Regions from separate parts of the Homo sapiens genome. Here regions 1, 2, 4, 5, 6 and 7 are each linked to region 3. The links are chromatin loops, found by intact Hi-C in ENCODE. Cell type or tissue: PC-3. All regions are shown on one strand. Links, peaks and the distances in the headings refer to the core of each region. The heading gives the core; the rest is flanking DNA.

Region 1 (4,433 bases), core at 206-4,205, 150 kb before region 3:
TCCTTTAAAGGCAAATCTAATCTAAAGGAATAGAAAGCAGAGAAGTGGCTCCTTAGGCCCAGAGCCAACAGAAGGATTGACTGCAAAGGAACACCTCACGAAGAAAAAATTAGTACTTTGTGAGGTGATGGAAATGTTCCATATATTGACTGTGGTGGTGGTTTCACAAGGGTACACATTGGTCAAATTTCATGGAACTTTATATTTAAAATGTAAAATATTTACACTCTATTTAATGTAAATTATAGCCCAACAAGTTGATTAAACAATACATTTTAAATCTGTAGAGTGTAGGAAGACTTGATTAATGAGTTCCATCTACTATCCCATAAGAACTATAATCTCCATGTGAAAAAAATATTAAATTTTAAATGATTATAAATTTACCACGGAGTAACATAATTGCAAAAGAAAAAGAATGCCATCTTAGGTTGTCTTACTAAAACTATGTTTCTCAGAGGAAGGGAAACTGTGATCCTATTATACTATGCATTCATCAACGCATACCTGTAGTGTTATCTCCTATGACCGATTCCTATGCTCCCATACCTAAAGTTTTGTTCTGAGTACCACATTAATTTTTCTTTCTTACAAAAGGAAAATGTACTATAATTAGTATATTCTAATGAACTGTAAATTGTAAACTATATTTAAAATACAAATAAGTAGATAAAAAAGAACATTGACCATTATCTCTCCACCTCAAAATAGCCACCAACCATATGTTGGATATTTATCTGTAGTACACATCCTCCAGTCTTTCTTTAAAAATGTGAATTTAAATATGTACTAAAAAATGAATGTTTCTGTGATGCCACTTCATAGCCTGTCTTATTTTTCCTAAAAATATAATGTGACTTTCTTTTCATAATGTTAAATTTTTTGGCTGGGCACAGGGGCTCACACCTGCAATCTCAGCATTTTGGGAGGTCAAGGCGAGGGAATGGCTTGAACCCAGGAGTTTGAGACGAGCTTGGGCAACATGGCAAAACCCTGTCTCTATCAAGAAAATATAAAAATTAGCCATGCATGGAAGCACATGCCTGTAGTCCTAGCTACTTGGGAGGTTGAGGTGGGAGGATGGCTTGAGCCAGGGAGGTGGAGGTTGCCGTGAGCTGAGCTCAAGCCTCTGCACTCCAGCCTGGGTGAGAGACCAAGACCTTGTCTAAAAAAACAATAACAACGATGATGTCCAATTTTCTTCTTATTTGTCATTGATATCTGCTGAGTATTCCACAGTCTAAAGCAATCCCCTATTATTGAACATTTATGATTTTTCCATGTTTTTAAAAAAATTGTCAGCAACTTTGAAATTAATAACCTTATAGCTTAATTTCTAGGCAGACAAAAATTTATAAAGATAAATTCCTAGAAGTGTAATTGTTAATACAGAAAGTATGCACATTCTTAAGGCTTTCAATTGGCACTGACAAATTGAGACCCACATTTAAAAGAGATGCTGAGAAACTGGCATCTGTCCAAAGGATGGCAACCAAAACATCCATGCAGCATGTCTTAGAGACAGGAGAGGGACTGGGCATAGTTGGCCTGGAGAAAATAAAACTTAGAAAGGAAAGATACTTCTCCTCAAAAAAAGGAAAGAGATTTTGTTTTTCTGTCTGCTTCTTTGTTTCTCATTTAAAGCTGATTCAACAACAGAACAGGAAACCCTGGGTTGGCCGTTAAGCTATTGCATCTCAGCTTAAGAAAATATCCTTCTATGCTGTTCTTTGAGACACTGGAAATCTACAATATTTCTCCTTTGCCAGGGTAGTCCCTGTCGGCCTCTACCAACAGGGGGCGCGGGGGGGTAAGTGAAGGAAAGAGAAAGGGCGGGCTGGTCCTGTTCTCTTGTCAGCGTCCCTCCACTAAAGGTTCTTCATCTTGGCAGCAGCAGTGGATTCCAGTTTGTCATTTTGCCAACACTCCCAGAACCAGCCTCCTTAGCAGTCTCTTCCTCAGAAATCTGGTTCCCAGCTCCATACCTTCCTCTGAGCTTCTAAGTTTTAATAATTCCAATCTCTTTCCTTTGTTCCTATCTCAAGAGGGAATAGCTATTTTATGCAGTCACTTTCTTCCCTTTTTTACTTTCCCAGTTTTCTGATACCTAGTTCACAATTCTTTATAGTGAGCTCTCTGTTAAAATGACTGGTGTGATTCCAGTCTCTTCATTGGACCCTGAATGATATGGTCCCCCATTGCTGGAGCTAAGTAAATTGAGAATGAATTATCTCTGGCCTAAGAATTTGTAAAAGAAATTTCTGGACCGAAAGTAAGTTACACCAGACCAGTGGTCTTAAAATCATTTTTTTCAATATAATCCTTTTTGCAAATATAATATTATGTCAAACCCAATATGTATCAAAGCAGTGGTGCTTTGGCTAAAATGGAGGTATGGAGTATCCTGCCCCTACCTGCCTGGCCCCATTCCACCAGATGCTTCTGCAAAGTCCTGCTCCTGACCCATTCTTCTGGGAAACCCCTGGGTTCAGCAGGGGTTTGTCTGACAATTTCTGATCTACACAACTCAAGTGCACTTCCAAATCTTCTGATTCTGTAACAATATAATTCTTCTTGCATGGCCTCAAGGCTCTCTGGAGATCTATGTGGCCCAGTAACAGCTCAAGCAAAACACAGGAACCACCACAGGCTGCCTGGTATTTACCTAGCTGTCCCATCTACAGATCGGGCCGCAAAAGGAAGCCAAGAGATCTTTGCCAGCCAGGCAGGGTAAAGCGGTGGAGAAACCATTATGATTGTGGTGCTGCCATTCCTGCTGTTAGGTTAAGGACAGGTCAGCATTTTTCACTATAATCCCCCTTCTTTCAGAGGTTTCTAACATGGCTATAAAACTCTGCCCTAGCTTAAAGTTTGGCATGAAAGTTTTGGCTCCAGGCTGTCCTTTCTTTCAGTGAAACTACTATGAATGTGTTTAGCTACTTTAGAACTCAGAGAGGGCATTGGATCATCAGAATAAGAGAAGTCTGTGCTTTGAAATGCCTCCCCTCTGTCCCCCGCCCCACCCCACAACATCAGAAAAATGATTAAGCTACCTTTTCTTAAAAACAAATGTTTTCCAGGTCTTTGGCTGAAAATACAGCCTTCCTTCTTTAGGAAACTGCTAAATAGAACCAAACTCTTCCAAGGTAAAACAGCTTAATGCAAACAAGATATTTCATACTAAAGGAGGGTTTCCTGCACTCACATTCTACTGTGGTTTGGTTTCAGCTTGTATCATCATTACCTTCTCTGATTCCCTGAAATAGGGTCCCATTGCTTTTGGAGTAAATTCCAAACATTTAAATTTTGCACAGATGACATTTATGCCTTGCACATACTCAACAATAGTCAACATGGGTGGTAAGTGAAAGGTATTAGAATTATTCCCTCTTTGCAAATTAAAAGATTGAAGCCCAAAGAGTCTCACAGGCTTAAGATCCTAGTCAAAGGCAAACTAGGAAAAAGACTGTCTTGTACTTCCTCTGAGAGGTATGCTGCCTCCTTAAACTGCAGGATTTGCAAGCCATAGCGAAGAAAGCAAAAAGGGAGCCCACCACCTGAAAGCCTCTACAAGTCTGGGGCAGTTCATCCCACTGATAAGATTCTCACCTGCATGTCCAGCAATGTTCCTGTCATCAGCGGAGGTCAGAGCAGTTTCAAAGTCCGCATTCTGTTCCTCTGCCTTTGGGATGCCGTTAAAGTCACAACCAGAGGAATGCCTTTATCCCCAAGCATGTCCCCAGTGCTGGGAAGAGCATGGCTATGGAGCCAGAGAAACCTAGCTTAAAATTCTACTTTTAAATCCACTCAAAATAAGGAAAGGCCTTCTTTTCTACCTTTGAAAGATGGATGTGAAAAAAAAAAAAAAAGAAAAAAGAAAACCTACCTGAAACAGGTTGCTGTAATCATTCAAAGCACCCAACACCCAACATGTAAGAGAAATTCAATGAATCAGAGCTACTGATAAGTAAACATCAACACTGCTCTCTCAAAATTTAAAAAAAAGGGAAGAAAATAGAAGAAATAAGAAAAAGGTAGTTATTTAACAGACACTTGTTGAAAAAAGAAAGGATACTCTGAATACTCTCCTCCTTAAGGGTGGAAAATATGCACAATGATTTAAGAAGGTGACATACAGGATCCATTTGGAAAATGCTATTGTAAAAGTGTTTGTGCAGGAATCTGCCTGCTTGTCAAATTCAATGACTAACTATATTGGAACCCCCCTGGCTTTATGACTGGGTTGAAAACCGTGTGCTGTGGTTCCTATACTATCCTTTCTTCCAATTCTAAGACACCTGACATATTAGTTTTCCCATTTATTTTTCCAGCATTCTTGCATTCGTAAGCATTTCCTGAGCACCCACCATGTCTCAGGTATTGTGCTAGGCACTAGAGACACAGAGGTAAGTGCCAGAGCTCAGATTAGGGTG
Region 2 (4,433 bases), core at 256-4,255, 350 kb before region 3:
ATAATGAGATGGAATCAGTATTAAAAAGTCTTCCCAAAGGAAAAGCCCAGGACCAGATAGATTCACAGCAAAATTCTACCAAATGTACAGAAAACTAATTCCAATCCTCTGGAAACTATTCCAAAAAATTGAAGAGGGAATTCTCCCACAGTCATTCCATGAGGCCAGCATCACCCTGATACCCAAACCAGACAAAGTCACAACAACAATAACAAACAACAAAAATAAAACTGCAGGCCAATATCCCTGATAAACAGAGACAAAAAATCCTCAATAAAATACCAGCAAACCAAACCCAACAGGACAAGTGCGATTTATACGAGGGAAGCAAGGATGATTCAACATATGCAAATCAATAAATGGGATATATAACATCAAGAGAATGGGCGCAAAAAACCATATGATCATCAGTTAAATAGAAGGAATAAATTCAATGTCTGGTAACAGAATAAGGTGACTATAGTTAAATAAAAAACATATTGTGCTTGGTTGTGGGACATCCTAAATACCTTAACTTGATCACTATGCATTCTATACATGTAACAAAATTTCACATCATATGCCCCATAAATTTGCACAAAAATAAAATAAAGATAAAAAATAAAGAAAATAAAGTCAAAGAAAAAGTCAAAGTTACTTATGCAAATTACTGAAAGGCCTAGAAAGATCATACATGTATAAAAGTACCTAGAATTCTAGCAATGCTATATCTGAAATAATACATTATGGGTGAAAAGAGGAAGCCTTCCCAATACTCCATAGAGACTAAAAAAAACTGGCATTCCTTATTTGGTAAAGGTGATTTGACTACTGCTCAAAAATAATTGTTCCTCATATTTTCTGCTGCTGATTCATACACTAGATTGAATACTCTCCAAAGAGACCACACATCCCTTCTTTCTGTGATATTATGAAATATATATTTGGTCTTCCTCCCCATTCCTGGCATACAACTTCTGAAATCCTTGGAATCTTCAAAGTGATAGTGTCTTTTTGTATGCTAATTAGTTGACTGATGGCTGGCAGCCTCTGGCTGCCTGAAAGAATGAGACTGAGACTGGCAACTGGAGAGACCAAGGCAGGATTAGAGGGGTCAACTTTCAGCCTCAACCCCCAAACTCTGAGGGAAGAGGGGCCAAAGAGTAAACTGATTACCGATGGCCAATGATGTAATCAATCACGCCTATGTAATGAAGTCTCCATAAAAATCCAAAAGGACTGGGTTCAGAGAGCTTCTGGATAGCTGAACACATGGAGGTTCCTGGAGGGCGGTAGGCCTGGAGAGGGCATGGAGGTTCTGTGTCCCTTCCCGTATGCCTTGACCTATACATCTTTTCATTGGTATCCTTTATAATGTCCTTTATAATAAACTAGTAAATGTGTTTCCCTGAGTTCTGTGAACTGCTCCAGCAAATTAATAGAACCGGAGGAGGGGGCTGTGGAAATCCTGATTTGTAGTCAGTTTGTCAGATGTACAGGCAAAATCACCCAGGTCTTGCAACTGGCATCAGAAGTGGGGGGCAGTCCTGTGGAACTGTGTCCTCAACCTGTGGAATCTGACACTCTCTCCAAGTAGAGAGTGTCAGGATAGGTTGCAATTAGAGGACACCCAGCTGGTGTCTACTGCACAATTGACTGCATGCTTAGTGGGCTGGGGGAAAACCCCCACACAGTTGGTCACAGAAACGTTTTGTGTTGATTATTGTTGAGTGAGAGAACAGAAAAAACACTTTGTTTTTTTTCCTTATATTTACACTTTCTTTTCAGTCTTTTCTGGCTCAGCCATGGGCTCATAGGAAGCCCTTCATAAGCCTCTCCACTGTGGTCAATCCACAGGCCTCCTTCAGCTCTATTACCTGAACGACAAAGCGCACTGTTTGTGGCCTTCTTCAGAATGAAGAGAGGCAGCTGACATTCTCTTGTAAAAGATGAGCAAACACAAACTCAGAGGATTTATTCTTGGAATTGTAAAATTTCTGCATTTCAAAAAGAGACTCCCATCAATATTTTTGTTTTCTCTGGTCTAACAGACATACTATGAAACTCATTGAATTAACATTTCCAAAGACGCTGAGTTCCTCTCATGGGAAGCCACTGTCATAAAGTACCACTGGCTCATTCAACATGCCATAGTAAAACACCACTTCCCGTAATAAGTTAGATCAACATTAGGTGATGTAGTGTGCTGCTTAAATCACTGAAATAATGTGTCATTCAGATAATATTTCAAAATAAAAATGGAACCTTGTTAGATTGAGAGAACTTGCATTTATTTTATTTTATGATGGTAAGGATCAAAGAACTTGACGCTAACTGGGTAGATGTGGTGGACCTTTCCTGACTTCTGACAGTGACTCAGCCCATTTTTTTTAGCATGTGAAAGCTAAGTAAATGATGAATCAATGCCCGCAAGCAGGAAAAGATGCCAGTTTCCCACTAAAAATCGCAGAGTGTGATAAACCTATTTCCGTTAAGAAAACTGCCGGAGTTTTTACTGGGGGATTTCCCAGGCAAACAGAGGCAAAGATATACAAACCAAAAGCGGAAGGTAAGCACATTTCCTCTTAGTGTTTTTATGCTGGACACTAACGCAAACCTGGTGAATAAGTCAGGGCTGTTTCAAGTCATCTTCCTTTCCAAACCTGATTGGAAGAGAGAACCTGCCATACTCACACTTGCCCACTCCAGCTGGGAAGGCAAGGGATGGGGCACACGTCCAGTAGGGGAGAATATAGCAGCAAGGCAAAACCACAAAGTGCAAATGTCCATTTCATTCTCCCATCATATAAAGTACCTCCTTCCTCTCCATTTCCCCTTCCATGATTATTTACATTATCAACCCCTATGATCATTTAACAACATCCTCTGACTTCCAAACTGAATCACTCAGCTATGCCAAAGCTGCCTGTCTTTATTTTAGTATCCACAGCTATGAAAGGCCTGTTTCATGCCATGTAACTTACTAGGCACTTTATCTACTTAGTTTATTTAATCCTAATTCCCCATAAGGTGCAATCTAAATCTCAAAAAAGCTAAGAAACACCACATCATCTATGTGGTATTCCCACCAAAAATATTTACAATGAATCTGTTTAGGATAAAACAATTACACAAATCCAAACCATGGAACCCTGGAACACTGTGTAAAATAAATGTCCCGAGTTCTTCAAAACTGTCAATGTTCTGAAAGACAATAATAATAACAATAAAAAGCTGGAGAACTTCATTAGAGTCAAGAAGATGAAAAAGAAATAAAAATTAAATGCACTGTGAGATCCCTATTAGATCCCTGAATCACAAAAAGGAAAACAAACAAAAATCTCCAGCTATAGAAAACATTATTCACAAAATTTGGGAAATCTGAATAGCAAGTAACCATTAGAGAATAGTATTATATCAATGTTAAATTTCCTGAGTATGATTATTATATTGGGTTTATGTAGGAGAATGTCCTTCTTAGGAGATCCCTACTGAAGTAATTAGCAGTAAAGCTCAGTGATATCTGCAACCATCTGTCAAATGGTTCTGCAACAATAGGCAGGAAAACAAAGAATCACCAAAGTCAGAGAGAGAGAGAGAGAGAGAGAAAGAGAGAGAGAAAGAAAGAGAAGGAAGGGAGGGAGGGGAGGGAGGGGAAGGAAAGAAAGGCAAAATATTGACAATGGGTGAATATGAGTGCCAGGTACATGCATGGGTATTCATTGTACTATTCTTGCCATTCTTTATATGTTACAAACTTTCAAGAGGAGGAATAAAAAATACAAAATGTTAAAAAAAGACAAACACACAAACCTCAAGCAGCAGGAGCAGCTAAGGAACTTGCCCACAGCCAAACAGTTAGCAACCGTCAGAACTGAGATGCAAATTTCAGGCATTTGGGGTGTGATATTGTTGTCTTTGACTCTGATAATAATTAAAATCTTTTTCTACATGTATTCTTTTAAAGGCTGCGTACAAAAAGGAGACTCAATGATCGTTTTTGTCTTATATTCTTGTTAAGAGTTGTTATGACTATAGATAAGGAGGTGCAGTGAAGGGAGGTTCCGATTGATCATTCCTGAGCTTCACGACATTGTGGATGGAGTAAGATTCTCAGCCAGGCAGAATGAAATGTGATGATGAAAAGTCCGTGGCTAATATCATTTAGAACCAAACAGAAAACTATATAAAATGCATTTTTTTAAAAAAATCTTAATTTATAGGAATATATCAGACAAGTGGAAGAAAAGATTTTCTGTCTGCAACGTCTGTGAACTTAATGGATGGTTATCATTTGCGCTGCTTTGCTGACAGATCTTGTGGGAGGAGGCTAATGATTTGTTTACACTTTACCTTGTGCATAGAACTGTTTTTAAAAAGTCCAGCATCTTCTGATTCATATTGCTAATTGCCAATCAGACATATCCACATGGATCTTTTATAATCACCTAAAG
Region 3 (4,433 bases), core at 111-4,110:
AGCAGTTCTGGGCCTTTGCTTTGCAGATGGGCACGGGCACAGAAGGAGGCACTGGAGCCTCAGGTCTTGCTGCAGCAACTGGCAACCTAAGCAAGCACCCCTAGTTTTCTCTTCCTCCCTCGGTTGGGTGTTCCATCCTGAGGCAGGTTATTTTACCCCGTCCTAGAAAGACAGGACAGAATTTGCCACACTCCTAAAGATGGTTCTGGGTCACGTTATGTTACCAAAAAAAAAAAAAAAAAAGTAAGTAAGTTACGCCCACACAATGATAGCCTTGAAAGGAAAATTAAGAAAAGCTACCGAAGGTTTTAAAGCAGGACTTATGGAAGAGGCAGTGACTTTCAGATTGTATTGATCTCTCTGATATGGAGCTCCATCCTAGCACAAAGGCAAAATATGGGGCCGATCAGTATTCTCTGGGCCAAAGAATACTCAAAATTCTCTGTGTGCTGTAGTAATTCCATGTGAGTATCTCCTATTGACTGCAAGAGTGACTTGAATCCTGGAAAAGCCAGTAACTGCAAGAGCTTTCAGGAACTCTGGAATGTATAAAGTCTTGGGATAAAGATATACAGCAGACCTATCCGGGACTTCTGTAAGACCAAAGGTTCTATTAAGACAGAAACCCAACATATTATCATGGGATGAAACCACTGCATAAAGTCAGGTGAAGCCAAGGAGCTCTGAACTCCCTTGAGGAAGGAAAAGCAAGGGAGAAGCAATTCTGATTCAATTAAAAAACAATGCTGCTAAGGGTCATAGAATGAAATGTTCTTCACTTCCCATTTCCAAGTTCTGTCCAGGGACCCGAGGGACACAGGCAAAGAAATGGTGGCATCGGAATGTACTTTGTGTTGAAATTGTTTGGGATCACATAATTTGTTGGGATCAGTACATGTCTAACTTAGAAAACTTTGATGAGCCCCACTGTATCCATTTCTCATCCTCAAACCAGGAGAATTTCTCCCCATACTTATAAGAACAAAAGGGAAGGGGCCAGGAGAATCACACAGTTATCAAGTGATCAGGGCCTTGTTGTCAGGGAATACAAATAAAGCAAATTTTTTGAAAGACAAAAGGGTAAAGTAGAAATTCATAAAGAGAAGTCTAAGGTGGCAAAAAAAAAAAAAAAAAAAAGAAGAAGATGGGAACCGCTCTCATGAATGATGATGAATTTAGTTTTAAAATGCTGTTTTAAATGCTGACGGGACCTCTAGGCACAACTGACAAGGGAGTATAGGGGAGGAGTCGGGGCTGAGCCGGAGAGGGGCTGTCCATGCGAATGTAACAGGTGAAGCTCTGAGAGTACATAACCCTCCAGTGCAATGATACATTCTCATATGTGTAGCCAAGACCAAATTTCTACCACGATAAATCTCAAAAGGATGCACCTGCAAAGATCTACTTTGTATATAAAATCATATTCATCATTATAAAATCTCATGTATTAACTAAGTGTCTGGTCTCATTAGATGAAGCTGCAAATACAGCCAGGGCAAGGGAAGAGCTGTAGCATCGCAGTACAGGTACCGTTCTACAAAGTGCTTCTTAATCCCCTATGTATGCATGTATCCATGTGCAAGCCTCTAGGCCTTCAGGTAAACACATCTTTGCTCTTAATAATCTGTGAACACAATATGAAATGAAAAATGATCAAAATGATGATGCTTCCTCTCTACATACAGCCCAAATACAGAAATTGCTGGTGCCACCTATTGTTGAAAACACAGAACTGAAGAGCCACACAGTGGAACTCTGCTCTGTTATCTCTCTGAGTATGAAGTTTCAAAATCTACCCACCAGAAGGGCCAGAGAAAGAGGGTTCATCCTACTCTAAAATAAAACAAACATGTCATGGACATTAACAACTCCTACATAATGCTTTGTTGAGTACAGCAAGATTCTAGCAATAGTTAACTGTTTTAATGTAAAAAATCATGAGGCAGTTTTGTATATATGGATGGGGAATGAGCTCCAAAATTAGTTGTTAGGTGTAAAAAACAAGGTTCATAACAGTGCGTATGATATGCTACCACTGAGGAAAAAGGTAATATCCATGTATAAAAGATGTGAGGAAGGATACATGAGGGAACAGCAACATTGGCCATCTCTGAGGAGGAAGCCTGAAGGCATGGGCTGGAATTAGAGAGATTTGCTTTCGCTGAAATCGCTTTCACTTTGTGCAAAAATTTTACCATGCGCACATACTTTCAAAAGATTTTAAGAATAATTGTTTTAAAGATAAATACTAATTTTGAAAACAATAGTTAATATTAAACTATTGTACATAAAGAAAGAATTGCAAGTTGTCTAACTTTGGTTGGTTAGCATGACCAGAGTTCTGGATCTGAGCAAAAGAGCACAACCTACTGGAATAACAGAAAAGTTATAGTGGGTCTTTAAAAGATTGTAAAGGAGGGCTGGAGAAGTGTCTCCTGCACAGTGTTATCCTTAAACGTAAAGTATTCACGGTACATTTAAAAGTGCCCTGAAGCACGGATATTTTCTGGTTCTCTGGATTTATTAAGATGAAGAAAAAAATATTTCCAGTTTTATTAACATTTGCTTTTTAAAGAGCTTTGATATAAAAAGGTTTTTATTACAATATTACTTCTTATTCAAAAGTAAAAGAAAGAGAACTCTAACAACACATGAAGCTCTTTCAGCTATTTTATAACACATATAAAAGCTAAGTGGAAATTTATACTTGAATACACATCACATCAAATGTCACATCTCCTGAAAATTGGTTCCTGAGAATAATTTCTGTAAACTTACTTATTTCTTAATATTATTCTCCCTAGCTTGGAATAACACTGATATTTACACTGAAGGTGGAGCTCTGAAATTTATTCTGAACATTGCCCAATCAAGGTAACACTAGGAAGAAAGTAAATCCCTTAATTTCTGAAGAAACTTTGGAAGAGAAGGAGGAAAGGACAGGAGACAGCAATAAAATAGTTCCTTGGCATTCCTGGGGAAAGGACTTCAAAGAAAGGCCGACGGGCCAAGTGAAATGGTATAGGTCAGGTCAAGTCAGTCCTGTAAGTTCAAGCTCCAAAACAGCCCCTCTGATCTAAACACATATTTTATATTGAAAATTTAATTTTAAAAAGTGAAAACCAGTAAGCGTCATCAGCCTTAAAGGCCCGATAAATCTCCACCAACTAAGAAAGAAACAGAAATAAAGAAAGTGGGGCGAAGGTCAATGAAATACCGAACTGCAGGCCAGAAGCAGGCAGGGGCAACAGAGAACTGGACTTGCGAGGGGTATGAGAACCCAAACTACCATGTGCTAGATGGGAAGGGAGTCTGGCTCACTCCTTCAAGCCAAAGACTGAGGTAGGGCCTCCTCCCTTCTCTGAAAATACCCAGATAGCCACACATTTGTAAAAGAAAGCGATAGAAAATGATGGAGGACCTATTATTTGGGGCCCCAGGGGTATCAGCAGCTGTGGACCTAGAAAAGAAGGAAAGAAGTCTCAGGAAAAGAATTGAGTCAGGTTTTCTGCTTACTCGATGCATCTGTGATACTGCCCAAGTCATCACAGAGCAGGGAAATATAAGCACCATTATAATACCTAATTATGGACTGCGCATGGGGAACCAGGTGAAAGTAACTGTGAAACTACAAAAGCATCCGTCAAAGAGGGAGAATAAAAGAAATAGCATAAAAAGCAAATATCTCTCAAGTTCAAAATGAACCTGCAAACTAAAATTCCAAAACACATAAAAGAATCTAATTCTAAGAAAGCCAAATCCCCCATCCAATTATAAATTCAGCCCACATGAAATTAATTTCATAGAACAGTCATACAAAGACTTTAAAATAAAAATGTTTAGAGCCAGGTGCAGTGGCTCACATCTATAATCTCAGCAACTTGGGAGACTGGAGTGGGATGATCACTTGAGCCCAGGAGTTTGAGGCTGTAGTGAGCTATGATTGTGACACTGCACTCCAGCCTAGGCAAGAGAATGAGACTGTCTGTAAAAAAGTAAAAAATAAAATAAGATAAATATGTTCAGGATAATGAGATGAATAAAGAAGCATCCATTTAAACAATTATAAATTTATGAAAATTAAAAAGCAGAGTAAGAACAGGTAGATATAAAAAACAATTAAGAATCTTAGAAAATAAAAGTACAGTCAACTGAACTAGAAAAACTCAATGAATGAGTTCAAATCTATACGTGACATATTAAAAATGAACAGTAAATTTGAAGATAATGGCAAGGAGCTGTTATCTTACTTTACCTAAGAGGAAGCATGGGAGAGAAGAGTCTGTTCTCTAAAATTAAGGTTCGGTTGAAAGGCCTGTAAGATAGATTGGCCAGCTCCAATATATATCTAATATCAATTTCTGAAAAGAATGGAAAAAAAATTATGAAGATACAATATTTGGAGAGATCTTCCAGAATTAGAGAAAAAGTCC
Region 4 (4,433 bases), core at 136-4,135, 760 kb before region 3:
ATTCCTAAAAATCAGGATTTGAAAAAAAAGTGAAGGACAGCATTCTTAGCAGGGCAAAGAACAGGAGAATGATGTAGCTGTGACCATATGAACAACATTTTCAGTGGTCAGAGTAGAGACAACATATTTGAGTTGGAAAATAAGAGAGAAATACAAGATTGGAAGTACAGAATTTATTCAAACAGCATTCATTAAGTACCTATTTATGCCATGCATAGTACAGAAATGAGCAGTTTGAAAAGAAATTCCAGACTAAGAAATTTTGTCTTTTTACTCTGTAGCAGGAAAATAGAGTTCTAAAGAACTCATGGCAATTTCATATAACATTATTTTAACCAATCTTGGCAACAAATAATTTTAAATAATAGAAAAACAGAGACTCAGGAAGGTATACATATATGCTTAAGGTCATATAGCCAAAATCAAAGCAAAAATCCCACATCTTCCTATTCCTAGCTCCATGCTCCTTGTCTTGCTCTACTGGCTATATCCTTTAGTACTTTTCATTTTCTCAAGCAAATAATAAATTATTAAAAGAAAAAAATGTGATGCAATAAAAGCAATGTTTTAGTCAAATGCATATGGCTAGGTTGTACGGGCTGAATTAAAAGATGAAGAACATGGAAAAAATGAAATCTATTAGTATAGGTTGGCACAAAAGTAATTGTGGCTTTTGCCAATTACTTTTGCACTAACCTAAAGTTACTGTAATAATCTAGGAATTGGTGGTAGCAGTAGGAATGGAAGCCATTGGATAGGAGACTTTGTATAAAAAGATTCAATTAGATGTCTTATTTGAAAATACCAAGAGATTCAAAGATAACTAGGTGATTAGTAAGTAGAGCCACTGATAAAATGTAAATGTCAAGAAATGAGTCTATTTTATTGGAGAAATCATCTACTGTGGTCAAATTATTGCCCGAAGTCAAAGATATTAGATCAAACATTTTATAAGTTTCTATCCCTGAAACAGAATAATCCAGTTTACTACCATCCTTGGATCTTTTATTTACAAATACTTATCATTTTCTGTCTAGACTTAAAGCTTAGACACCACCCTCTATCCAACCCCCGGAGGTATTCATATGCATAAAGCCCAATAAGAGTTTATGCCTACTTCCTGGAAACCTCTAAGAGAAAGCTGATATACCTAAATCTAAAGAATTATATATATATATATATATGTATATACATACATATATATAAGTATATATGTATATACATACATATATGTAAGTATATATGTATATACATACATATATGTAAGTATATATGTATATACATAATATATATGTATATACGTATATAATGTATATATGTATATACATATATAATGTATGTGTATATACATATATAATGTATATATGTATATACAATATATATTATATATACATATATATGTACATACATACATATATATACATATATATACACACACACAAATATATATATGTGTGTGTGTATGTACGTGTGTGTGTGTGTAATTAAGTCTATCACTGAGCCAAGGCTTTCTTTCAAGGCATCAGGGTTTTTTGTCAGTCATAAGTAAAAGACTAATCTCTATATCATACATTAAGGCTTGCAACTGAGAAAGTATTTTAAAACCTACATAAAGATAAATCTATCTTCCCTCTTACATGAAAATTATTTCTCAAGGAAAGGTTATATTCATAACTTCTTCTAAGGTCCTGAAGAATTCCATTCACTTATGATATTAATTTATTAATGAAAATACTGGACTAGTAGCTCTTTATTAATTATAAATCAAGACATCCAACAGAATAACTAGTCTTCAAAAGAGGACAACAAAGAGGGTGAGGACCAAAGAAGAAAGAGCTAAACCCAAGTAAAAGCATATGCAACCTGGAATGGAAAGAACAGAGGACAATGCTGCTCTTTGCAATGGCCAGTAGAGGCTGCCAGTGTACAAGCACACATAGGGCTTCCCCTCCCCGCCTCCCACAGACACAGAGTTGTCAACAAAATAAGAAACATTTCCATGGTATAATATGAAGCCCAGCACTCTAGGCTCATCACAGAGCATCATGCAGCAGCAATCACCAAGTGTCCTTGCAACCATGGCTTCTGGGTATGTGTCATGGGAACAAAAGAAAGCCAGAATATTTTTTGAGTACTTCTGAAAGATGATCGCATTTAACCACTGTCTGACCAAAAGAAACTACCAATCCTATGTGATTACCTTTCCAGAAACGATGCCTCAAGTTTTACAGACATGTGAAAATGGGTATTTTCCATGAAAGATAACTCAATTTAGGGCCTTCAAAATCTTTATTTGAATAGATGTATTACTCGGCTTCTTCAAATACAGTGAATTGTTACAGCTAAAGGACTCAGTTACTGAGTACAGAGACACAATTTGATCTAAAATTTGTAAGTATCATTCTTAAATAACAAATACTAACATACTTAAAAGGAATTTATTGATATTTGGCAGTCAGGTGAGATTCTGTCCATCTGTGCCCCTCACCCAGAGCCAAAAACACAAAGACACTCAAGTACACCAAGTGGCAATCACTTTTTAAAATTCATTTCATGAATCTGCTCTACAATTTTAAGAATTATGTATCTGGCCCTTTTTGAGCTCCACAACACTGCTATTTCTTGTAGAGAGAAACTTTGCTGTCAATCACTGCTCCCTTTTGCCACGCAAATATGTGCTGCAGCTTTCACTTGTCATTCCTATTATATGTAATGTAGGCAGCTTAGCACTAAATCAATTTAAGGAACTGCAGGAGTTAAATACATACATTATTATTTTGATGACAGAAAAGGCAATGAATGTCTTGCAGCTCCATTTGCTTTCTTTGTTAAGAAAGAAAAAGCTAATTATCTGCAGCTGTCAACCATGAAGACCTAGACCTATTTAAGTCAACATTAGCCTTGGACAACTGAAAATATTTCTCAGATTTTTACCCGATTGTTTTCCTTTTGAAAAAAAAAAAAAAAAGAAAAAAGAAAAAAAAGAAGAAAAACCGCATACTTTCATTACAAAATATTAAACATTCTAAAGGGCAATGTAAAAACAAGTTGAAAAATGTAAAACTACATAGTTGTATCCCTTTTCAAAACCAATTCATTTAATATTTTTTAAAACTGCCTGTCAGTTTTTCGTAATACCCACTCTCTAATTAGTGTAGCCAAAATTTAGAAAAATGCAAAGCATCTCCAGATAAATTCATTAAAAAAACATTCAAGTGAAAGCCCAGACTATTGGTTACAATGAAACTATGTTACAGATGATCAAGGGATAAATTCTGTTCATTTATTTAACAAAAAGAGAAAGAAAGAAATACATGTCCAAAGTTGAACTGCTGCAAAAAGACAGAAAATGCATACTGAATTTGTGTTCAATGTAGGAACACAAATACGTTATGCTTCTGTGTTCATATACTATTTCATATACATTATTTTCTTTACCTACCAATCTTCTATTTTCTAGTCTAGTACCATTAGAATCTAGAAATACTTCGTTCTGAATTTTCTTTTTTCAAATTTAAGGATCAACTTGGGTATTTTTCCAGGACACCCAATAAGGATGAAAACAATATTTTCAATAAGTCAAAGATAAAGTCAATATATAAACTACGAAATCTCTCAATACTGGGTTCTAAAAAGTGCAGAAAGGTCATTATTCTTGATTGTGAACATAAATTTGTTTTGCACTTGTTTTTACTGGGTCAATGATAAAATATTATTTTCCTATTATTTTCTTTGGAACAGCTCTTCTCATGGGAATACACTTAAAACTATTTTACAATTTCACATTAAAATACTGTCCAGTTAGCTTTCAAATAATTTTTTAGACACCAATATAAATTCAACCGTACAAAATCAACAATGAAAGAAAAACAGGACATATGACCCAAAATAATTATAGTTTTAAAAATTATAGATCATGTTGCAGTGAGCTGAGATCGCGCCACTGCACTCCAGCCTGGGTGACAGAGCGTGACTCCGTCTCAAAAAAAAAAAAAAAAATTATAGCTCATGTGTAAGTCCCTAAACCAGCCTTAAAAAGGAAGCCTTTTCGAAGTACACCTAACCGACAACTCCAAGATGCTGATTTGCCACAAGCACCCCTGCAATATTCAAGGATCACTATTGTAATCCCAAGTCTCAAATGTGTTAGAGACAAGAAAGAGAAGGTCAAGAACCATTAGTATAAATAGCATAAAAATCAAACACATCTCAGATCCAAAGAATGATATGTAAAAATGAAGAGCCAGTCAGGTTTAAGTATAGACACAGACATAGCCTATGTGGTAAGTTAAAACAACAATGGTAGGTTAAAACAACAACAAAAAAACAGCATAGCTATGTGGCCACAAAATACTAAGTAAATATTTCACTGTCACAAACTAGTAACTGACAGGGCAAGATTCCATCTCAACTTTTCACAACAAAGCCCAGAT
Region 5 (4,433 bases), core at 299-4,298, 500 kb before region 3:
GCTATAACTTGTCATTAAAACATGCAATGAAGTAATAAACACAAATGGACTTTGTGGTTAGAATCAAAACTACTTTTTCTAATTTGAAAAAGAAACTGAAAATTGTATAAATGTTCCTCCAAATTGAGTTGTTTCTTAAATTCTTATTAACGTTTCATTATATCCCCTCTTCACTTCATTTCCTAATTTAACAATTTACTCGATACTCCCAAGGGTGACATGGCTGTCCTCTATAAAGGCACAGAATGTTCAACATGCCCCAAAGAAGGCAGAGTGATGGAAAGGACAGACAGCTAGACTGGGAAGAAACAGATCTGTGTTTAGTTGTGCTGTATTAGAAACATCACCCAATTCTAGGTTTCAGTTTTCTCATGTTCAAACTAAGTGGAGGAATTAAACTAAACAACTTCTAAGATACTTTCCACCTTTGAAATTTTAGACCTCTGGCTTTTGATTAAATTTCCTGAATGCCAACCTCCTCATCCAGAAGGACTATGCTGAAGGCCACATAAGAAAGTGATGACTTATGTTTACTTGAGCCCCTGTAATCCCAGTGGAGAGACTGAGATGCCTACCCATGAAGCTGAAGCACATATTTGGAATACGTAATGCTTTGTATTTCTTTAAAAATTTAATTTAGTTCATTTTTAAAGAGATTTTATTAGTCCATTTTCTGCTGTTTTAACAGAATATCACAGGCTGGGTAATTCATTTTAAAAAAGAAGTTGATTTGGCTCACAGCTCTGGAGGCTAGGAAGTCCAATAGCATGGCCCCAGCATCTGGTGAGGGCCTTCCCATGCATCATCCGTGGCAGAAGGCATTATGTGGTGAGCAAGTGCATGAGGTGGAGAGAAAATGGGGGCCAAACTTACCCTTTGATCAGGACCCCACTTCTGAGATAACTAATCCACTCCTGTAACAGCATTAATCCATTCACCAGGCAGAGCCCTCATGACCTCATCACTTCTCAAAGGCCCCACTCCCCAATACCATTTTATTGGAAATTAAATGTCAGCATGGGTTTTGGAGGGAACATTCAAACCATAGCAGAGAAAAAAGGCACTCCTTAGTCTGTGGTGATTAAAAAGGGTGAAGGGAGCAGGAATAAACTCAGCAATTCAGCACCCTGCGTACACCAATCTGAGAGATATAAAAAATATTTCCTGTTCAGGCAACAAAAACTTAAAAGCCAATAGTTATGGTACGCAAATAACTGATAAGCTAAACTGTATTAACAGTATAAACTGTTTTGTATTCCACTCTATATAACTTTACCAGGTAGGTTCCATTCTGGATTATTACAAATAGGGATTTGACATTTCTTTTATAATTGGACGCCTGGGGTGTACAATAAAAATATTTCAGTCTCTGCACCTCCCCTCTCTGCTTCCTTCTTTTACAATGGCAAATTTCCCTTCTCTTCTACAAGCTGACAAAATACAGCCTGCTTTCTGGCTCGCATGTACCACATGCTGGTCACACACAGCTGTTTACAAAAATGCAGACTTTTGCTGCCTAGAAGAGTATTTTACCCGGTACTCAGCAGTTATAGACAAGTGATTATCTTTAAACTCTGATCTTAAATTTGAGTGATGTAAGATGGTTGATTTATTCTTTATAATTATTCCATAAAAATAATAAATAGATACCTAATCTGAAAGATAGTTACAGATCTTGCTTTATGGAGGTCACTGAATTCTTCAGTGTTCCATGAATAACACTGTTCGGGTCTAAGAGGTCACAGCACAAATAGAAAGTAGTGTTGGATACACATTTCTTAGTCTCTACCAACAGAGATCACCAACATGAGAATTGTTCAGAAGGATAACGATGCCTCAAGTATGTAAGGTATGTCTGTAATACAAATGAAACAGGCATTTGGGGGAGAAAAAACCTTTTGCCTTACTCGAGAGAGGAGCCATTCCAGAGGCTTGCCTGCACGGAAGTCTGTGGCTCTAGCTGCATTTCAATGCAGTGCTTAGTTTATTCACCAGGGGTCATCAAAGGTCTGGATTTTCTTTGTCTACTTGTTGACTCATATGTACTCTCTATATACACTCAAGAACCACTGGATTCTTTAGAATTGTGCATCAGGAGATGTGGCTTGCTTTCCTTCTCCCCACCACTCCAGGCCCACCCCCAGCACTTACTCTTTATAGATTTCTACCAGCACACTGCAGCAAGCAAGTCCATTAGATGCATCACAGAAATGCCTTTTCTAACTAAACTAACTTATTTAAAAAAAAAGAGAGAGAGGAAACATGGTATCTAATTAGGTTTTTAAAAAATAATCATTTTCCAAAGTTAGAAAGTGAAAGGCTTTTCACACTATTGTTTTCTAGATTCATGAACCAAATTGCATGCTTGGAAAACAAATGGGTCACGGTTCACTTCTGTTAGATTTCACTTAGTAACGGGTCACAGAGGGCCAGATCAGGTCACCAGATGAACCAGTTAACACTAGGCTGGGACTTTTTAGTCCCTGTTGAGCAAGTAAATAATGAAAGTTTTCAATGAAGATTTTGTTTCTGGCACGGGTAGGATCTCATGGGTCTTGGTGAACCTGATGTCTGGATTGAATACCACCTTTTGTGCAGCCCGCAGTTCCTATCTCAGTTTTCTGTGAAGCACCCTTAAATACCTTTAGTACATAGCTATTGCAAGTAGTTTGATACTTTCTTACCTCTATCCTCTGAATAAACCAGATTGCATCCTTTGAAAGCTCAAAAGTGAGACATATTTCAGCCACAACGAGGAGTGGATTCAGCTTATAGCTTCTTCCCAGGGGAACATAGCTTCTATTTATGAATCAGTGGTATTGAGAGGTGACAACCTGCTGACAGCCCTCGCAGCCCTCGCTCGCTTTCGGCGCCTCCTCGGCCTTGGCGCCCACTCTGGCCCCGCTCGAGGAGCCCTCCAGCCCGCCGCTGCACTGACGGAGCCCCTTTCTGGGCTGGCCAAGGCCGGAGCCTGCTCCCTCAGCTTGCAGGGAGGTGTGGAGGGAGACGCGCAGGCCGGAACCGGGGCTGCGCGCGGCGCTTGCGGGCCAGCGCGAGTTCCGGGTGGGCGTGGGCTCAGCGGGCCCGCACTCGGAGCAGCCGACCAGCCGGCAATCCCCGGGCAGTGAGGGGCTTAGCACCTGGGCCAGCAGCTGCTGTGCTCAATTTCTCGCCCGGCCTTAGCTGCTTCCCTGCGGGGCAGGGCTCGGGACCTGCAGCCCGCCATGCCTGAGCCTCCCCCCACTCCGTGGGCTCCTGTGCGGCCGGAGTCTCCCCGACGAGCGCCGCCCCCTACTCCACGGCGCCCAGTCCCATCGACCGCCCAAGGGCTGAGGAGCGCGGGCACACGGCGCGGGACTGGCAGGCAGCTCCACCTGCGGCTGAGTGCGGGATCCACTGGGTGAAGCCAGCTGGGCTCCTGAGTCTGGTGGGGACTTGGAGAACCTTTATGTCTAGCTAAAGGATTGTAAATACACCAATCGGCACTCTGTATCTAGCTCAAGGTTTGCAAACACACCAATCGGCACCCCGTGTCTAGCTCAGGGGTTGTGAATGCACCAGTGGACACTGTATCTAGCTACTCTGGTGGGGAGGTGGCAAACTTTGTGTCTAGCTCGGGGATTGTAAATGCACCAGTCAGCACCCTGTCAAAACGGACCAATCAGCTCTCTGTAAAATGGACCAATCAGCAGGATGTGGGGGGGGGTGGGCGGGGCCAGATAAGAGAATAAAAGCAGGCTGCCCGAGCCAGCAGTGGCAATCCCCTCAGGTCTTCCTTCGCTGTGTGGAAGCTTTGTTCTTTCGCTCTTTGCAGGAACTCTTGCTGCTGCTCGCTCTTTGGGTCCACGCTGCCTTTAGGAGCTGTAACACTCACGGCGAAGGTCCGCAGCTTCACTCCTGAGCCAGCGAGACCACGAGCCCACCGGGAGGAAAGAACAACTCCAGACGCGCCGCCTTAAGAGCTGTAACACTCACCGTGAAGGTCCGCAGCTTCACTCCTGAGCCGGCGAGACCACGAACCCACCAGAAGGAAGAAACTCCAAAGACGTTCAAACATCAGAAGGAACAAACTCCGGACACGCCACCTTTAAGAACTGTAACACTCACCGCGAGGGTCCATGGCTTCATTCTTGAAGTCAGTGAGATCAAGAACACACCAATTCTGGACCCAGTATCTCCCCATACCCTAACTCCTTTCCCAAAGTAGGCAGAAAAACAGCCCTGTTGTTCCGGTGGAAGCCTTAGCTCTGTATTCCTTTTAGACTGTATTTCAAAACGCATTATTAGAGCCCCAAAGTCACCTGGTGAAAGAATGTGAGAGCTGGAAGTGGCCTCAAAATCCAGTTGAACCCTCTTATTTCATATGTTTGGAAACTGAGCACTAGAAAAGGTAAGTACTGCTTCAAGTCAATTGCTGACAAAATGGATCTAGT
Region 6 (4,433 bases), core at 181-4,180, 54 kb before region 3:
TATTTTTGGAATGAATGATAAATGAATAAATGAGTGAATTAATATTAAATGAGGATGTGTCATCTGAAATGAATCATAGTACAAAAGGGCTTTGCCTGTCCTCTCCACAGGTTAGGGTGAGGAAAGTCTATAAGAAGGCAAAAATCATTAAATCATTAGGAAATAAACTCAAGCTATGCAATACCAATCACTGTTAGAAAGACTGCAAGCTCCTTGCAAGCAAGGGTTGTCTTAATCAGGGGCCATACTCACAAATGCTCTCCAAGGCCAGGCAGATGGAAATACTGCAGGCTCCATTTAAAGATCAGGCTATCATGTAGGGAAGCAGGCCAGATGGTTGGTTGCTCTTTCGATTTTCCGAGAAAAGCCAAATTCTGAATTTTTTTGTAAAATCCTCTCCTTTCTAAATGTTGGCTCTGTATTTATTTATTTTTTTAACACTATGTGGACTTAAGAAAGCACAGCTGTGGGCCACATTCCACCCGTGGAGTTGGAACCTCGCCTCTAAATCTTTCTACGTATCAATAACTCATTGCTTATTTTTACCTTATCTTTAAATCTGGCAAAGGGTGAGAGGTGGTGGTGTCATACTAATATCACCAAAGAAATTAGCCAAAACAGGAATACAAGTGGGAAAAACAAGCAGACCTTTTAAGTGGCTACATTTCAGTAAAAGCTCCTATTATATTAAGGCTTTAATGCCTTCGAGCTCAGCAATTATGCTCAAGCTTCAGGTGGCAAATATGTTTTCTCCTTTTTCTTTCACCCTTATTCTCATCCTCTAATTTGTCCCTAACTCTTCCTATTTATTAACCGTGCCACGTGTGTCTTCTTATCATCTTGTAAATAGCTTCAAATTCTTGGAACAATGTGGGGCATAAGTAAATTTCAACAAAGTATTTCAGATGTTCACATTCTAATTAAAGGCAAGTGTATTACTATATATATAATATGTATATGTGTGTGTATAGATACACACACACACACACACACACACACACACACACACACACATATATATGTTTGTTTTTGAAACAAGGTCTTGATCTGTCACCTAGAGTGCAGTGGCACAAACACAGCTCACTGCAGCCTCAACCTCCTGGGATCAAAAGATCCTCCCACCACAGCCTCCGGAGTAGCTGGAACTACAGGCATGTGCCACCATGCCCAGTAAGATTTTTCTGAAGCAATATACATGTTATTGAAAAGTTCTGTATCTAAAATTTAACACTGGAAAATACTGGAAAATCTTTTCTTCAAATGATTTATGTTCTTGGGCCTTTAGCTAAAGAAGACATGAATCCTAGTCCGAGTACCCAGTTAAAACACACACACACACACACACGCACGCACGCACACACGCATTTCTATATAGAAAAATAACCGAAACACTCCCATTTGTTTAAAAAAAACTTAATTTCCACATTTCTATCTCAGTTTTTACTCTCATGTTTCAATATATTTAGACCTCTTTAGGAAAGTCTAGTTAAGTAGGTCAGACTGTAAAAACCTTTTGCAGCAGAGACCTCACTCTAGGAGAAAAAGCAATTAAAATAATAGTTTGCCCCCAAAGAATAAAGGTAACTATAAGAATGCAAAAGATAAAGCAATAACATGAATTTCTTCATATTACAATAAGCTGCATTTAAGTCCTTGTTATCAGCAAAGTAAACAGGTTTCATGTATTATACCTACTTAAAACATAACCTGTGAACTTCAGCTAAAAAATATTGCTTGGACATGCCAAGGAAAATATACAAACAGATACTTTCCAATTCACCGATTTTTTAAAAAAGTTCCAGGAATCCAGTGACGAATGTGGTATACAAAAAAATATATAAATTCTTTCAACTTAGAATAATTAAGTCATAAAATACATAGGGTACAAATACCACATTCCGTTCTAAAATGATATCTTAGGATCATCAAAAGAAAAAGAGGATTTGGATTATGCAAAAAATGATTCCTATATATATAATCAATTATCTAACTGACATTTTTACAAATCTACCACAACTTCGCCTTTTATTGCATATGCTAAACAAGCAGATGCTAAGTCTGTAAACTGTGAATTAACCTCCTTTTTAATTAATTGTTCCTTTGGAAATACTGGCTTTTAAATCCCGTGCTGCAGTTGCTTCATCTTGGAGATGTGTGCCAATCTCATATTCAGGTTCGCGGGCTATATTCCAGGAGGCAGTACACGTTGATTCCACTTTTAATTATTTAATGATTCATCTGCATTTTATTTATACATTGGCATCTGACCTGGTTTAATTTTAGTTTATTCCAACAACACGCCTGCAAGAATCTAGATCTGACCGTCTTCACAGCAAATATGACTGACGACGCTGGAAGTAGTGACACAGCTCAGAAATAGGTCAAGGGTGCAAAGGGAAGGGATCAGAGTGTACTTAATTGACAGGGGCAGGCCCTCCTCAAGCACATGGTTTTCTGAGCTCAGCACTCCTTCCTTCTTTTAAAGAGCAGGCATTTTAAGCAGGGAGTTTCCTCAATAGTTATTTCCAGGACTTTCTGAATGGTCTCTCTACATCCAAAATTCTCCCTTGCTAACTGGACCTGAGAATTCCTCCATTAGAACCTCATACTCTCAGCCCCAAGCCTCTTTATTAAAAGCAAATGCACTGAAGGTAATATCAAAATCTGTTGATAATGTTATTTTGTCAGAATGAAGGATTTGACAGCAGTTTTCTGAAAGGACAAAGAAGGGAGACTGAGAGCTTTAGGGAGTTGGGCACTGGGTGAATGGAGGCAGAGAAAGAGGTCTGAAAAGAAATGTCTCCTTCTCCACAGTTCTGGAACTTATCCCATGCTAGGCCTTCTCCTAGTCATGAATACATAATAAAAAGCTGGACCTCCAGCTACTGAACACAAATAACTTTAACTTTTATATATCCTTTGAGACACACACATAAACACACACGAGGTTCTTAACCGTGGTGGCTCACAGACCCTGAAAATCAGAAACTGCCATTCGTTACTCTCCTGGCAATGCTGGAATGATCTATCCTTCTGGGACTAAACTTCTGATTCTACCCAAGTCCCCACTGTACTGGATAAGAAATAAATTTTCAAAGTCCAAGTACTTTCCCCCATACATAACCACCATAACGCTGGGAGAAGGCCCAGAGGAAGTGAAGCAATGTAACAAACAGGGATTGAATACTCCTTTTACATCAATTCATGCACTGTATTAGGCATATTACATGTCTTTTTTTGGTTCGGTAACCCCATAAAAGAAGTATCATCATCCTCATTTGACAGATGAAAAAACTGAGGCTAGAGGTTCCACAATTTGGTCCAAGTCTCCCAGATAGGAGATGACATAGCCAGAATTGAAATCCAGGGCTTCTCCTTTTTCTGAGCTAATGAAAATATCTTTATGTTGATGAGTCCTGATTGAGCTCCAACCCTGCACACAGAGAACTGCAAGTGTGCCAAATGACACATGAAAATCTCTTCTGTTCACAGAACAAAACCATGCAGTGAAAGGCAGGCTCTAGCCCCCTCCTCATTCCTGGATTCTATCAGAAAATAACCCAGAATCAAGATCTGGTGGCACTTTCGGCGGACTTGTCAGGAAGAGAAAAAAACTCATTTCTCCCTCTCTTACAAAAGTAACACACATACAATGTAAAAAATTGGGAAAATAATTTTAAAGTCAAAGAAGAAATAACAACGATTTGTAATGTAACTGCCCAGAGATAATCATAGTGTTTTAGGCTATTTCTCTCTAGTCTGTCCTCTCCACCTATACATGTTTGGAAACATTCAGCTTATATTTTATAGGCAATTTTGCATGAAGTTCTGTTCATCTAGTTGTACTTTAAAATTATTTTAACACTTCTTGAAAACTATTTGTAGACTTAATTTTAATATTTTACCATTCAGCATTAAGTCTACTTAACTATTTCTTTACTATTGCACTTTTAGGGTAGGAGGAATTTTTTTCACTATTAAAAAAAAACACTGCAAAGAACATCTCTATGCACATTTCTTTCATCATATTTCTTTTTCTCCTTTTTTATCTTGAGACACAGTTTTGCTCTTGTCACCCAGGCTACAGTGTAATGGTGCCATCTCAGCTCACTACAACCTCCGCCTCCCGGGTTCAAATGATTCTCCTGACTCAACCTCCTGAGTAGCTGGGATAAAAGACACCTGCGACCACGCCCAGCTCATTTTTGTATTTTTAGTAGACATGGGGTTTCACCACATTGGCCAGGCTGGTCTCAAACTCCTGACCTCAGGTGATCCGCCCGCCTTGGCCTCCCAAAGTGTTGGGATTACAGGCGTAAGCCACCATGCCCGGCCTCTTTTACCGTATTTCAAATGGTTTTTTCAGGACCAATTTGTAGAAATGCAGTTATTGGGTTATGTGTCAGAGCAACATCAGTACATTTAACCCCTGA
Region 7 (4,433 bases), core at 219-4,218, 180 kb before region 3:
AACATTTTCATCATGCACCTATGTGAAGACAGTAAAGGCAACCCTACCAAATCTTCACAGGCACAGTGCTGAGAAAAACAGTAAAGACCCTGAATGGTACAGTATGGATCCAAAGAGAGGGTTGGCAGGCATGAGAGGTGGGTTAGATCTAGCAGGATATAACACTTTGGGGCCCAAATAAACAACCCTATAAGGAGGGGCTGAGAGATACATGACTTAAGCAGCAGCACACAGAAATGCTCTGTGTTCATCAACAGAAAACTGAACATGGGTCAAAGGTGGGGCCAGCAATCAATGAAGCTAATACGATAAGTTGTACTTAATGTGCATGTGATTTTTAGAATTAGGTAGGTAATAAATCTTTTCTACTCTGTGCCATACTTGAAGTATTATCTTCACTTCTAGCGTTGCATTTTTTGAGGGAAGTACATTCACTGGAATATATTTAGAGTTCCTCTACCAGGATAATGCAGGAACTCTAAATTGTATTATATGAAGAATGGCTGAATGAACTAGGCATGTTTACTTGGCAAGTATGGGTTGAGAGACATGGCAATTCTTCTTCAAATAAATGAAAACTGAAGAGAGGCAATACTTCATCTAGGTATTGCCAGAGGACACAATTAGGGATGAAAGCTGTAAAGGATATTTTACCTCAATGTGAAAACAGTTTAAGCCCTGGCAGATGCTCAAAGTCTCAACAAACACTAATGGGAAAGTTGTCGGAGTGTAGACTTCAAAATGGGTTGCTGAGTTGGTGATATTGTTTGGCTCTATGTCCCCACCAAAATATCACCTGGAACTGTAATCCCCATGAGTTGAGGGAGAAACCTGCTGGAAGGTGACTGGATCATGGGGGCTGTTTCCCCCATGCTGTTCTTGTGTTAGTGAGTGAGTTCTCATGAGAGCTGATGGTTTCACAAGGGGCTCTTCCCCCTTCGCTCTGTCTCTCGCCTGCCACCAGCTAAGACGTGACTACTTTCCCTTCTGTCATGATTGTAAGTTTCCTGAGGCCACCCCAGTCATGCAGAACGTGAGTCAATTAAACCTCTTTCCTTTATAAATTACCCAGTCTCAGGTAGTATCTTGATAGTAGTGTGAAAACGGACTAATACAATTGGGTAATCTTTTAAGGTCCTTTTAAATCTTAAGAATCTTTATTTTTATATTACTTTTTTAGACCCATATTCTAATTCTGTTCATTTCACTAATTTCAAAAACCTGTTACTGCTCTGAATTACAAACAAACTTAAATCCACACCTTGTGACCTACCCTTTCTGGTTCACTTACTTTGCATTTTAGCTTCACAAATAATAAAGTACCTATTATGCTGGGAGCTAGAGATGCATAAGTGACTTACACATGGTTCCTGACCTGAAGAAGCTCACAATCTAGGGAAAGAAAAAACTGTAATATAACGATGTCAGTATGAAAAGAGGTGGGAGTCGGCTCAGTGTGCTACCCCATGCCAGCACAGAAAAGGGAACCCTAGTTGATTCAGGAATGTTCTGGGAAAGACATGAACCTGGGTGTTATGGCTCCAAAGCCAACATTCCTGACCTCTCTGTCTGCTTTTTCGGTTACATAGGAAAATAATTGCAATTAGTGTAGGCAAGGCCAGTAAACTTTTGTGAGATGAACTCTGTTGGGACAGCAGAAATCTACTTCACCAGCTGGTAGGCCTAAGGAGGTCTTTGTTCTCTGGTTCTTACTTTTCCAACAATCTCTGGGTAAGAAGTGTGGGCAAGACTCAGGGCTTAGGCAGTGGGGAAAGGGGCCTCACTGTGTTCTCCAATTGAACCCATGATTGGAGAGCCCTAAATAAAACTGGCATTTTGCCCCCATTTACTGCAGTTCTGTGTGTTCACACTGAATTTATCCGACCCCTGAAGAAGAGTGAGGGGTAATGACCTTTTAGAAAATTTTATTATGTAGGGCTGGCTATAGTTAAACATAATGCAACATTTAAATGAAACCAAGGAAAGTAAATGGTATTTTTAAATTCAGAATGATATGTGTGAGGATCAAGAAAACATGTTTAGCAGAAGATGGAAGGGCAAAAAGCTGTTAGATGGTTCACACACTGTAAGGGATCCTGCTGGAAACTTATTACCCTGTGGATCTTTTTAAACAGTCCACCTTAAATGCTGATATTATATGGGGCTATCATATAGCCATGCCATGGCTCAGTATGTGCATAATATAAGCCATTCTCATAAATAGAAAAAAAAAGTAGCTAGCACGGTCAGAAACAGCTGGCTTAACCACATTATGGTATTCAACTGTGTGCTTATTTTTAAATTGCGTCAAATTGCTCTGAAGCCAATGACCTAATGAAGACAGAAGCATCTCTTCAAAGAGAGCACAAAAGCATCTTTTAAGACCATGATCAATAGGTGGCAGCATCTCTTCCAGCACTGAAGTCCTCTCTGTGGGGCTCAGATGAAGCAAATTTTCTCAGTAATTTCACCCCTCTCAAGGGCTGTCTTTCCAGCCACCCATCAGGTGACTAGGCCTAGCCTATGCACCTGTTAGGATTCCTGCACAAATATCTGACCAACAACTTAGTTACTTCCAACATTTGAGCGCTTTTCTAGAAACAGGCAATGTAGACCTCCTAACAACCATCTCTGGAATGCCAGTGACCCTACTGCATGCTTTCACTTTGAAATAGTCACCAACACGTGGCAGGACAGGAAATTATTTGGGGATCCAACCAAGTCAGCAGACCTCAATCTGGACTGAACACCATGGACATACAGAGAGGGCTAAGAACAAATGGTGAGGTTCTAACCAAATAGCAGTTCAGACACACACCAATGATGTCTGAGCAAACTATCACACAAACACACAATGCAAGAAAGAAAACACACATCTAATAACAACAACAGCTGCACCTGGATAGGAACTACTCCAGAAGTCTAGGATACAGAGAGATTTCCAGAGCTTCAGCCAGTGTACTGCTTGTCAAAATACTCAAATACAACCATACTGGTTGGTAAATAACCTCTGCCTTGATACCTAAGATCCCCCTGCTACTGGCCTGGCCATCTGGACTACTTCTGCAGGGCCCCTTCCTCACCTCCCTACAACGTGATTGTTAAAGGATAAAAGCCTAGCATGAAATGGGCCATCAAGGACCTTGCTCCATTAGTTGATGCCCATTCCAATTGGTCAGTGCCAATGCCAGGCTGGCTGTTAAAGGCTGCAACTACTGCCAATGCCCACAGCCCACAGATGCCGGCAGGAGTGTCGTGTACTGAGCTATTCGTAGTCTGATTCTTTCCTTCATTCTCTTTCATACATATATCCCCACCTCCAACACACTTGCGCACACATAGGAATAAGCTTCCTGCATAAGAATCTTCGGAGGAATGACCATCAGAGTGAACAGGCAACCTACAGAATGGGAGAACATTTTTGCAATCTACCCATCTGACAAAGGACTAATATCCAGAATCTACAAAGAACTCAAACAAATTTACAAGAAAAAAACAAACAACCCCATCAAAAAGTGGGCAAAGGATATGAACAGACACTTCTCGAAAGAAGACATTTATGCAGCCAACAGACACATGAAAAAATGCTCATCATCACTGGCCATCAGAGAAATGCAAATCAAAACCACAATGAGATACCATCTCACACCAGTTAGAATGGTGATCATTAAAAAGTCAGAAAACAACAGGTGCTGGAGAGGATGTGGAGAAATAGGAACACTTTTACACTGTTGGTGGGACTGTAAACTAGTTCAACCCATGTGGAAGACAGTGTGGCAATTCCTCAGGGATCTAGAACTAGAAATACCATTTGACCCAGCCATCCCATTACTGGGTATATAACCAAAGGTTTATAAATCATGCCGCTATAAAGACACATGCACACGTATGTTTATTGCGGCCTATTCACCATAGCAAAGACTTGGAACCAACCCAAATATCCAGCAATGATAGACTGGATTAAGAAAATGTGGCACATATACCCCATGGAATACTATGCAGCCACAGAAAAGGGTGAGTTCATGTCCTTTGCAGGGACATGGATGAAGCTGGAAACCATTATTCTCAGTAAACTATCGCAAGGACAGAAAACCAAACACCGCATGTTCTCACTCACAGGTGGGAATTGAACAATGAGAACACTTGTACACAGGGCGGGGAACATCACACACCAGGGCCTGTTGGTGGGTGGGGGTCTGGGGGAGGGATAGCGTTAGGTGAAATACCTAATGTACATGACAATTTGATGGGTGCAGCAAGCCAACATGGCACATGTATACCCATGTATCAAACCTGCAGCTTGTGCACATGTACTCTAGAACTTAAAGTATAATAATAAAAATAAAAGTAATTTTAAAAAAATCTTCCGAGGAATGTTTGAAGAATGTGGAGTATATATCTCTGTACAGAACACGCTATGTCATGTTAGGGGC

Evidence for each region. Hi-C counts contacts between places; a loop is a spot of excess contacts. Peaks named below come from ENCODE experiments on the same cell type or tissue, not always from the same donor. Only the 100,000 strongest peaks of a DNase experiment are listed, where the experiment ranks them.
Region 1: it touches region 3 in a loop (2.9-fold over the local background); 33 of 110 quality-filtered maps call a loop at or near these places.
Region 2: it touches region 3 in a loop (5-fold over the local background); 2 of 110 quality-filtered maps call a loop at or near these places.
Region 4: a loop joins it to region 3, with 6 times the contacts of the local background. A loop is called at or near these places in 11 of 110 quality-filtered maps.
Region 5: a loop joins it to region 3, with 15 times the contacts of the local background. A loop is called at or near these places in 53 of 110 quality-filtered maps.
Region 6: a loop joins it to region 3, with 2.3 times the contacts of the local background. A loop is called at or near these places in 3 of 110 quality-filtered maps.
Region 7: a loop joins it to region 3, with 4 times the contacts of the local background. A loop is called at or near these places in 2 of 110 quality-filtered maps.

The regions. Positions count from the first base shown.
Region 1 is chr9:4,075,891-4,080,323 of GRCh38, forward strand. All of the region lies in intron 4 of GLIS3 (GLIS family zinc finger 3), which reads right to left. Among named protein-coding and RNA genes, the nearest start is that of GLIS3-AS1, 180 kb to the left of the region's middle. In PC-3, for the core only: a CTCF peak has its summit at 1,780 (motif pointing right); a DNase peak (open chromatin) is centred at 1,861; H3K27ac peaks cover 1,420 bases.
Region 2 is chr9:3,873,071-3,877,503 of GRCh38, forward strand. The region is part of intron 8 of GLIS3 (GLIS family zinc finger 3); the gene reads right to left. Among named protein-coding and RNA genes, the nearest start is that of GLIS3-AS1, 23 kb to the right of the region's middle. In PC-3, for the core only: no CTCF peak of the experiment used is centred there; a DNase peak (open chromatin) is centred at 2,501; H3K4me3 peaks cover 497 bases; H3K27ac peaks cover 4,000 bases.
Region 3 is chr9:4,227,082-4,231,514 of GRCh38, forward strand. All of the region lies in intron 2 of GLIS3 (GLIS family zinc finger 3), which reads right to left. Among named protein-coding and RNA genes, the nearest start is that of GLIS3-AS2, 70 kb to the right of the region's middle. In PC-3, for the core only: CTCF peaks have their summits at 1,707 (motif pointing left) and 1,920; no DNase peak of the experiment used is centred there; H3K27ac peaks cover 643 bases.
Region 4 is chr9:3,465,864-3,470,296 of GRCh38, forward strand. The region is part of intron 1 of RFX3 (regulatory factor X3); the gene reads right to left. Among named protein-coding and RNA genes, the nearest start is that of RFX3, 58 kb to the right of the region's middle. In PC-3, for the core only: a CTCF peak has its summit at 1,911 (motif pointing right); a DNase peak (open chromatin) is centred at 1,938.
Region 5 is chr9:3,730,811-3,735,243 of GRCh38, forward strand. No RefSeq gene overlaps it. Among named protein-coding and RNA genes, the nearest start is that of RFX3-DT, 65 kb to the left of the region's middle. In PC-3, for the core only: a CTCF peak has its summit at 1,985; a DNase peak (open chromatin) is centred at 2,011; H3K27ac peaks cover 2,866 bases.
Region 6 is chr9:4,172,589-4,177,021 of GRCh38, forward strand. The region is part of intron 2 of GLIS3 (GLIS family zinc finger 3); the gene reads right to left. Among named protein-coding and RNA genes, the nearest start is that of GLIS3-AS2, 120 kb to the right of the region's middle. RefSeq lists an enhancer at 2,179-2,739. In PC-3, for the core only: no CTCF peak of the experiment used is centred there; no DNase peak of the experiment used is centred there; H3K4me3 peaks cover 669 bases; H3K27ac peaks cover 1,358 bases.
Region 7 is chr9:4,046,263-4,050,695 of GRCh38, forward strand. The region is part of intron 4 of GLIS3 (GLIS family zinc finger 3); the gene reads right to left. Among named protein-coding and RNA genes, the nearest start is that of GLIS3-AS1, 150 kb to the left of the region's middle. In PC-3, for the core only: a CTCF peak has its summit at 2,405 (motif pointing right); no DNase peak of the experiment used is centred there.